Linked DNA regions of Homo sapiens: region 1 is linked to region 2. The links are chromatin contacts, found by POLR2A ChIA-PET in ENCODE. All regions are on one chromosome and are shown on one strand. The core of a region is the stretch at or near the end of the contact, and the rest is flanking DNA. Distances in the headings are between cores, read along the strand shown. Region 1 overlaps STK4 (serine/threonine kinase 4). Region 2 has its middle 14 kb from the start of LINC01260.

Region 1 (4,217 bases), core at 919-3,418, 330 kb before region 2:
TCTCCTACGTCGCATCATTATCAAATACTATTATTTGAAGCGCCTAGAGTAATGCTCTATACACATAAGGAATTAGAACAATTAGAACAGTACACATGCCATAAGTATTAGATAATGATAATGACAAATGTCATCTTCCCCTTTTAATATATAAGTTACTGAAAGCAGTGAATGCCTCATTTGGTTTTCATACTCTACATGTTAATGACACATAGTGACTATTTAATAAATGCTTCTTGGTTGGTATTAAATATTCATTATAAACAAATACTGATTCCAAATTGATATTTATAGAGCATAAACATTTGAAAAGAATCATCTGCTTTTTCTTTATAGATCCACTTAAATTGATATTTAAAAATGTATCTCCATTTTCTTGCTGAACAAAAGAAGGTCAGAACAGCAAGCTTAGAGCAACAGAGAAATAATATATTCCACTAACTGATGAAGAAAGATTTATCTGCCTCTTAGGCTTAAGGACCAAAGTATATTGTTTGTGATTCACTTTCCTATGTTCTTCATTACCATTATGCTACTGCCCTCTCTTGAAAAATGTATTTCCCTCATGGCTGTTCTTGGCTCTCCTTTTACCAATATAACTATACTGGAGTAGCTATCTTTCAAAATATATAGGCCTTGAGCCCTTCACTCAAGTTATACTGAGATCTGGTACTTTCATATCCTAAAATGTGGTCTGGCAGGGTGTTCTGAATGAATTTTCAGGCATCAGGAGTTCTGTGCTTTTTGGCTCATTCCAAAAGAATCAAGAATGCTAATGGTTTCCAAAGATAAAAGGGGGCCCAACATCTGGATACAATAAGAAAAACTGCACAAACAATTAGGATTTAGTCTCCACTCTGGCAGGACAACCTTGAATTATTTTTGAAACTGTGAGAAAAACCTAAGTACCAAGATGTCTGCTCTTCTATTGTAAATCTCACCCACGAGGGAGCTACTGATAAAATGCACAGTGAACCACAGTGGTTATCTTTCGGGGGTGGAAAAAAAATCCAGTCGGTAATAAATTCCACTGTATTAAGATAAGAGGCTGAAACTTTACAAAAGAAGGCTCATGTGTATCTAAAGTCTGGCCCTCTTAAAAATCCGTCACCTTGTATTCTGGGCTATTTAATAGATTCTCAAAACATGTATCATCTTATTGCCAAGGAATTTAAAACACAGACACACACAGACACAAACCACACAGAGCCTCCCTCTCTCTTCTCGGCACAATGGTAAAATGTTACTGAAACTGACAAGTGACCTTCCCTTAGCTCAACCATGTTCATGCCAGCACTCAGGCATTCCTGGGGTGGCACCTACAAAACATCATCAATACCAAGAGCAAAAACTAAAAGTTAGTAAAAAGTTAGTATCAAGAGAAAAGGAATTAGGAAGAAGAAAAGTAGCACTGTTGAAGAAATGTTTACGTCCAATGAAAAAAACACTCTCATACATTAAAAGACTTACTATAATACCTACCATTTTTGAGCATTTACACATTAAATATTTTACACATACAATCTCATATCATCTTGACAAAACTACAAAATAGGAACTTTGGTGCCCCATTTTTTCAGACAAGGAAACTGAGGATCAAAAAAGAAAGAACCTGACCAAGGTGACGTAGTCTGTAAGACCCTGAGCAAAGTTTCAAGCCAAAGACTGATGCTAAAAATCAATGTTCACTCCACTACTCCTTTGTCCTTCTCTTGCCCTTACTCAGAGATAGGGTTCCAACAAAATCAAATGTTTTCAGCTTTAGTTTTGGGGTGCATAACTGGACTAATGCTGTCTGAAACTCTCATGTGATGCTGACTGTGAGTGGCAAGCATACACCAACACAATACTCTGATGATAGATGTTTAAATCCTGAAGGGATCAGAAATTGGACAGTAAGGCTACCGTGGTAAAAGAAGTGTTAAAATACTTGCAGTACTTTATGTCCTAATTACTGTACTTGCAAATGCCATAATCTGAGTCAGTGAGAATAAGACAGATAACACACAAGGGAGACAATGTTCTAACAACCCCTTTCAAACTGCAGATGGAAAGAAAATAGGCTCTGAGTCAAGAATTCCTATCTTATGCAGCTCTGAAATCAGTATCTGATGGACGGTGTTGAAGTAAAATCATTTTGACAACAGCCTAGCCTTTCACCTGATTTCAACATGAGGAAACTCACAGCAACAATAGGTGCCTTCATGAAACTTAGGACTTTCTGAGGAACTATAAACACATAATGTTTTTACCACAAAATACTATCTCAGTAATTTAACTAAAACATGTCTCTTAGTTGCCCTAACTTAATTATGTCATTATGCTTTAAAATTCTGTTTCAAAGAGATTAATGTGGCTGTTGCTCTGGGAGAAAAATTAGAATCTTATGCACTAAGTACAAGTTTTAAAGAGGAATCATCATCTCACTCCCTTCAATTCACTGAATCTAATTTGAAGGCTTGGTCAGGGGAAACATTCTTTCAATTAGTAGTCCAAGTTCTGCCTCCCATTGACCTATTAAGCCTGGAGATGAGGAGGGGTGACCAGGGCTATGCATCTCTTGGGAATGTGGTAAGGACAAGAAAACCATGACATTATCGCCAATGAATCCTGAGAGGAAGAACCGCCGCATGTCAAATCTTTAGTGGATGAGTACATGTTACTGCAAGTGGCCATCCTTTGGCTTGTCATTTCCTCATGAGGGGCAAAAGCATTTAACTGCTAAACTACAAGTCTGTGCAAATCAAGCTACTTCAGTTGCTCCAAAATGTTTTTGTTATCTTTGCCACTAAAAAAAAAATATTTTTTTGCTTTCAAATATATACTTTTTAAATATTTAATAATGTTGTGAAAGCTTGGATTCTTTCTACATCAAGTATAAAATTAATCCTTTCCATTTTATTTTATTTTATTTTATTTTGAGACAGTCTTGCTCTGTCACCCAGGCTGGAGTGTAGTGGTACGATCTTGGCCCACTGCAATCTCCGCCTCCCGGTTTCAAGAGATTCTCCTTCCCCAGCTTCCTTAGTAGCTGGGATTACAGGCACGCCCCACTACACCCAGCTGATTTTTTGTATTTTTAGTAGAGATGGGGTTTCGCCATGCTGGTCAGGCTGGTCTCGAACTCCTGACCTCAAGTGATCCACCCACCTCGGCCTCCCAAAGTGCTGAGATTACAGGCATGAGCCACCACATCCTGGACCGTTTTCATTTTAGCTCTAAATATTAACACCCTATTTCATAATGATCAAATAAAACAGAAGAAATTCTTCTGCTTTAAAAAAATGGTTGCTTGAAAACGGATAATGGTGAAACTATTCTTCTGCATATTAAGATAAAAGAAAGAGAAAATATATAATTTAATATAAAAGAGAAAATATGCAAAAAATTCCATCATTTTCACAGTACTACCAATTGTATTCAGTGCCACCAGTATATTATTTTGGATGACATATGTGAGTAATACCAAAATTAACAAAACCCACAACCACACAGTGACAATTTTAACAATTTAACAATTTTAACAAATCTCCAGAAGCTAAAAGATCAAGTATCAAAAATTGGTAAAGATAGACAAATGAAAGACAATTAGCAACTGATTGCTAATTACAGATTCCTGCACCAAACAATTAGAAAATACATTATTTTTAAGACACACAAAGCACATTTAATGAAAATTAATAACATGTTAGGCCACAATGTCTCAAAAAATAACAAAGAATTGATATAACAGACCACACTCTTCAACCACAATTCTATAAATTAAAAATTTTAAATAAGCAGTTTTTAAAAATCATACATTTGCTATTAAAAAACACTTCCGAATAACTCATGGGTTAAAAAATAAATGTGTATAGCACAAGCACTACACACTGGAAAAAAATATTTACAATATACCACATATGAAAATGTATGGAATACAGCTAAAACAGAACTAAGAGAAAAAGTTACAATGTTGATTAAATGTATTAGTAAGCAAGAAAATTAAAAAGCTAACTATTCAAATTAAAAAAAGACAAAACAACATTAATTAAAGAATTTTTTTTAAATAAAACCTCTTAAACTAAAAATAAACCAAAACTTATTTAGCCTGTTAAGGGGTATCGACCAAATTCTGCTGCAAAATCAGACTCCATGGTAAAAAATCCCAAGAATTTTCTTTAAAGTGAGCAACAAGACAAGAATGTCCACTACCAGCTCTACTATGCAACACTGTA
Region 2 (4,269 bases), core at 1,113-3,612:
GTGTGGCTTCTTTTGCTCGACACATATGTGTGCAAGTTCCATCTACACTGCTGTGTGTAGTTGTTCATTCATTTTCATTCTCACTGGAGTATTGCATTGTATGAAGATACCACAATTTATCCGTTCTGCTGTCGATGAGCATTTGGGTAGTTCCTGGTTTAGGGATATTTCAAATTATGTGGCTATGGAGATCACTGGCATAGTCCTGTCCAATAAAATATGATAGACACAGAAGAACTGAAAATATGAGTCAAACAGATATTTGTACCAAAATGTTCACAGCAGCACTATTCACCATAGCCAAAAGTGGAAACAACCGAAATGCCCATCAGTGAATGAATGGATAAACAAAATGTGGTATATCCTTACAATGGAACATTATTCAGTCTTAAAAAAGGAAGGAAGGTCTGACATATGCTACAACATGCGTGAACCTTGAAGACACTATACTGAGTGAAATAAGCCAGCAACCAAGGACAAATTGTATATGATTTCTCCCGTATGAGGCAACCTAGAATAGTCCAGTTCACAGAGACAGAAAGTAGAATAGTGGCTGCCAGGGGCTGGGAGGAGAGGAGCAAGCGGAGTTGTTGTTTTATAGAGGCAGAGTGTCAGTTTGGGAAGATGAAAACGCTCTGGGGGTAGATGATGGTGATGGTTGCGCAACAATGGGAATGTACTTAACACAGCTGAACTTCTGGACCCTTAAAAATGGTCCAAATGGTAAATGTTATGCATATCTTACCACAATAAAAAGGTAAAAATATATAATATGATCCACAATGCAAGCCATGTATATTTCTAGCAGCCACATTCAAAAAAGAAAAAGAAATAGGTAAAAGTAATTTTAAAAATTACTTAACCCAGGCCAGGTACAGTGGCTCATGCTTGTAATCCCAGCATTTTGGGAGGCTGAGGTGGGCAGATCACTTGAGGTCAGGAGTTTGAGACCAGCCTGGCCAACATGGTGAAACCCCATCTCTACTAAACATACAAAACAAAATTAACTACGGGTGGTAGCAGGTGCCTGTAGTCCCAGCTGCTCAGGAGGCTGAGGCAGGAGAGTCACTTGAATCCGGGAGGCAGAGGTTGCAGTGAGCCAAGATCATGCCACTGCACTCCAGCCTGGGCGACATAGTGAGACTCCGTCTCAAAAAAATAAAAAACAAAAATAAAAATTACTTAATCCAATCTATCCAAAATATTATTGCGACACATCATCAATATTAGCAAGTTATTAAGGAGTCATTTTGCATTTTTGTTAGTATACAAAATCCCATATATATTTCACACTTGCAGCACATCTCAATTTGACCAGCCATATTTCTTTCTTTTTTCTGAGACTGTCTCGCTCTGCTGCTCAGGCCGGAGTGCAGTAGCACGATCTTGGCTCACTGCAGCCTCCGCCCCTGGGTTCAAGCAATTGTTGTGCCTCAGCCTCCCAAGTAGCTGGAACTACAGGTACGTGCCACCACGCCTGGCTGATTTTTGTATTTTTAGTAGAGACAGGGTTTTGCCATGTCAGCCAGGCTTGGATCAGCCATATTTCAAGGACTCAGCAGCCACATGTGGTGGGTGGCTCCACATCAGATCATGCAGGTCTAGTTCAAGTCTTTTGATGAATGTATCATGCATACCTGTTAGATATGTGCATTTTTAATTTTGATAGATGTTACCAGATTAGCTTCTATAGGTGTTAAACCAAGTTTTCTTTTCTGGTTTTTTTTTTTTTTTTTTTTTGGTTTGTTTGGAGATGGAGTCTCACTCTGTTGCCCAGGATGGAGTGCAATGGCGAGATCTCAGCTCACTGCAAGCTCCGCCTCCTGGGTTCAAGTGATTCTCCTGCCTCAGCCTCCCGAGTAGCTGGGACTACTGGCGTGTGCCACCACACCCAGCTAATGTTTGTATTTTTAGTAGAGACAGGGTTTCGCCATATTGGCCAGGCTGGTCTTGAACTCCCGACCTCAGGTGATCCGCCCTCCTCGGCCTCCCAAAGTGCTGGGATTACAGGTGTGAGCTATCGCACCTGGCCAAAACCAAGTTTTAATCCCACCAACAATGTAAGAAGGAGTGTGTCTCCATATCCCCACCTGCATAAGTTTGCCAGTTTGATAGCAAAACAGTGCCTGCTCAGGTGGTGTGGGTTTAACACGTTTCTCTTCCTAGGAGTGAAAATGAGAATCTTTTTATATGTTAAAATGCCGCTGCGCTTTCCTTTCTGTGAACCATTGGCTCACCAATTTGAGGGCTATTTTATACTTCTCTCACCCCTCTCCCCGTTCTCCAGGCCCCACCAGAGTTGGGACTAAATGAGGGCTCAAAGCCAGATATTTCAGAATCGTGCTGTTGTCTTGCTGGCAAATTCTGTCTGAGTTCTGGGAAGCAGGGCTTATCCTTGAGGGCACACCGCCCCCTGCTGGCCAAGATGGGTTTTTCCTCCCCAGCTTAGACCAGGAGAGGAGGCAGGACGGCTGGCGACTGAGGGGGGCTGCCTCTGGAGTCTGGGTTTGATCTCACGTATACCATTGACTCCTATGTGACCTCAGGTAAGCAACTTCACCTCTCTGGGCTTTCTACTTCCTCACCTATAAAATCGAAATAATAGCCATTCTTCTCACTCTCGGCGTTGTTGGAGGAATAATCCGGTGATCGGGCTTGAAGGTGCTTCACAGAGTGTGGCAAAAAACAAGTGCTAACTAAACAGTGGCTGGGATTCTTGACATTCAGAAAGACCCAGTGGAGAGAGAGAAAGGATGACGGGAGCTTAGCAAAAGAAGCAGCTGGTGCAGCTGGAATTTCATAGGTCCACTTCTGCCTAGCCAACTTCTAAACCTGTTTTCTCTTGGCTCCCTTACTTTCCAGCCAGAGGCTCAGTCATACTGCAATGCTGAGAACTCCCTGCCTAAGCCAGACAGGGCCTTGACCTTTCCCCCACGTTGGGCTGGGCACACTAGAGTGCTGAGCAAATCCACACTCAGCACCTCCCCTCCCCCCCCCACACACACACATACACAAAGCCACACATGCAAAGCATTTGGATATCTTCTTCCAGGGAGCTTATAGACACCCCAGCAGAGGCTTCTGTGATCACACTGGCTGAGCACCAGCTCTCTGTGTGGTGCTGGATGAGGGGAGTTTTATCTGAGCCACTCTGGCCCCCCGCTGTAGGGCCCTGTCCTCTTATTTGACATTCAACTCTTGCCTAATTGACAATTACACTCATATCCTTCCTCTGCTCTGCAACCTTCCATGGCTCCCCAGTGCCTACCACCTAAGGCCAGATTCCTCACCCTGGCATTCAAGGCCACTCATGGCCTTGGATGGTCTGTGTGTGGAGGGGCCCACTAGGCTACATGAGGAACGCTCTCTCAAATCCTGCCCTTCCTTCAAGATTGAACTAAATGCCACTTCCTTCCTTCCTTCATTTCTCTACCCATTCATTCAACATGATTTATTAAACACAAAATGGATTTATTAGCACATATTTATTACCTACTATGTGAAGACATTATTCTAGGCAGTGGAGAGAGATAGTGGTCTCAGCCAATTGCAACTGAAATGTGTTAGTTTTGCAAATGTGAAACATATGCCCATGCGAATGCGTTGGAAAGTTCCTCCATGGCCCTGGGAGAGGACATGCAAGTCAGGAGCCCTGATGCGTCACCAGCCTCACAGTAAATTCACCTCTGTGCCCAAGAATGCAGGGCTGTCTCCTGGTCCAGGATCATGGTCTCTTCCTCCTCTGATCTCCAAGGACTTGCACTCTCGGCTCTGCCACTGACCAGCTTTGTGACTTTGGGAAGTCATTTTTCTAAGTCTCAGATTATGTATGTAAATGGGTATATAGGAAGTGATTCCTACCTTGAGAGAGGAATTAAATGTTAATTAAATTGCTTAAAGGGGTTAGGTTACATTAGATTAGGTGTAAAAACGTCTGCACGTGGTAAGTGCTCATTGAGCGGCAGCCATTATTATTACTATTAGCCGCAGCTGACTTGGGCAACACCTGCTACCTGCTTCCAGATGGATCCAGAGGTTTGCTTTCTTTGCCCACTGGAGGGCAGCAGAAAGCAGAAACCTGCCTTCCAGAGCTTTGCACCCCGGCTAACACCTAACACTGGCCTCTCAAGAGGCAGGAGGAAGGGTAAGGGGTTTCTGGGCTCAAAAGTGAGGCTGGCCAGTGAATTTTCTGTGTCTCTAGGACTGGATGCTAGTGGCTGGGGTAGGTTCCCTAAACAGCTCCAATCAATGCAAAGGCAGCCAAGTCAT

The links. ChIA-PET counts read pairs that join two places held with the same protein, here RNA polymerase II (POLR2A).
Region 1: POLR2A ChIA-PET joins it to region 2 with 13 read pairs in activated T-cell. The contact joins two enhancer-like sites. POLR2A ChIA-PET finds 5 or more read pairs at or near these places in 3 of 52 experiments (BJ, activated T-cell and activated naive CD4-positive, alpha-beta T cell).

Annotation. Positions count from the first base shown.
Region 1 is chr20:45,013,127-45,017,343 of GRCh38, reverse strand. All of the region lies in intron 9 of STK4 (serine/threonine kinase 4), which reads right to left. Among named protein-coding and RNA genes, the nearest start is that of STK4, 49 kb to the right of the region's middle. Within about 2 kb of position 2,168, at least 2 of the 41 ENCODE cell types and tissues checked have a DNase peak (open chromatin) inside an H3K27ac peak, as active enhancers do.
Region 2 is chr20:44,683,509-44,687,777 of GRCh38, reverse strand. No RefSeq gene overlaps it. Among named protein-coding and RNA genes, the nearest start is that of LINC01260, 14 kb to the right of the region's middle. RefSeq lists silencers at 2,411-2,530, 4,132-4,191. Within about 2 kb of position 2,362, at least 5 of the 41 ENCODE cell types and tissues checked have a DNase peak (open chromatin) inside an H3K27ac peak, as active enhancers do.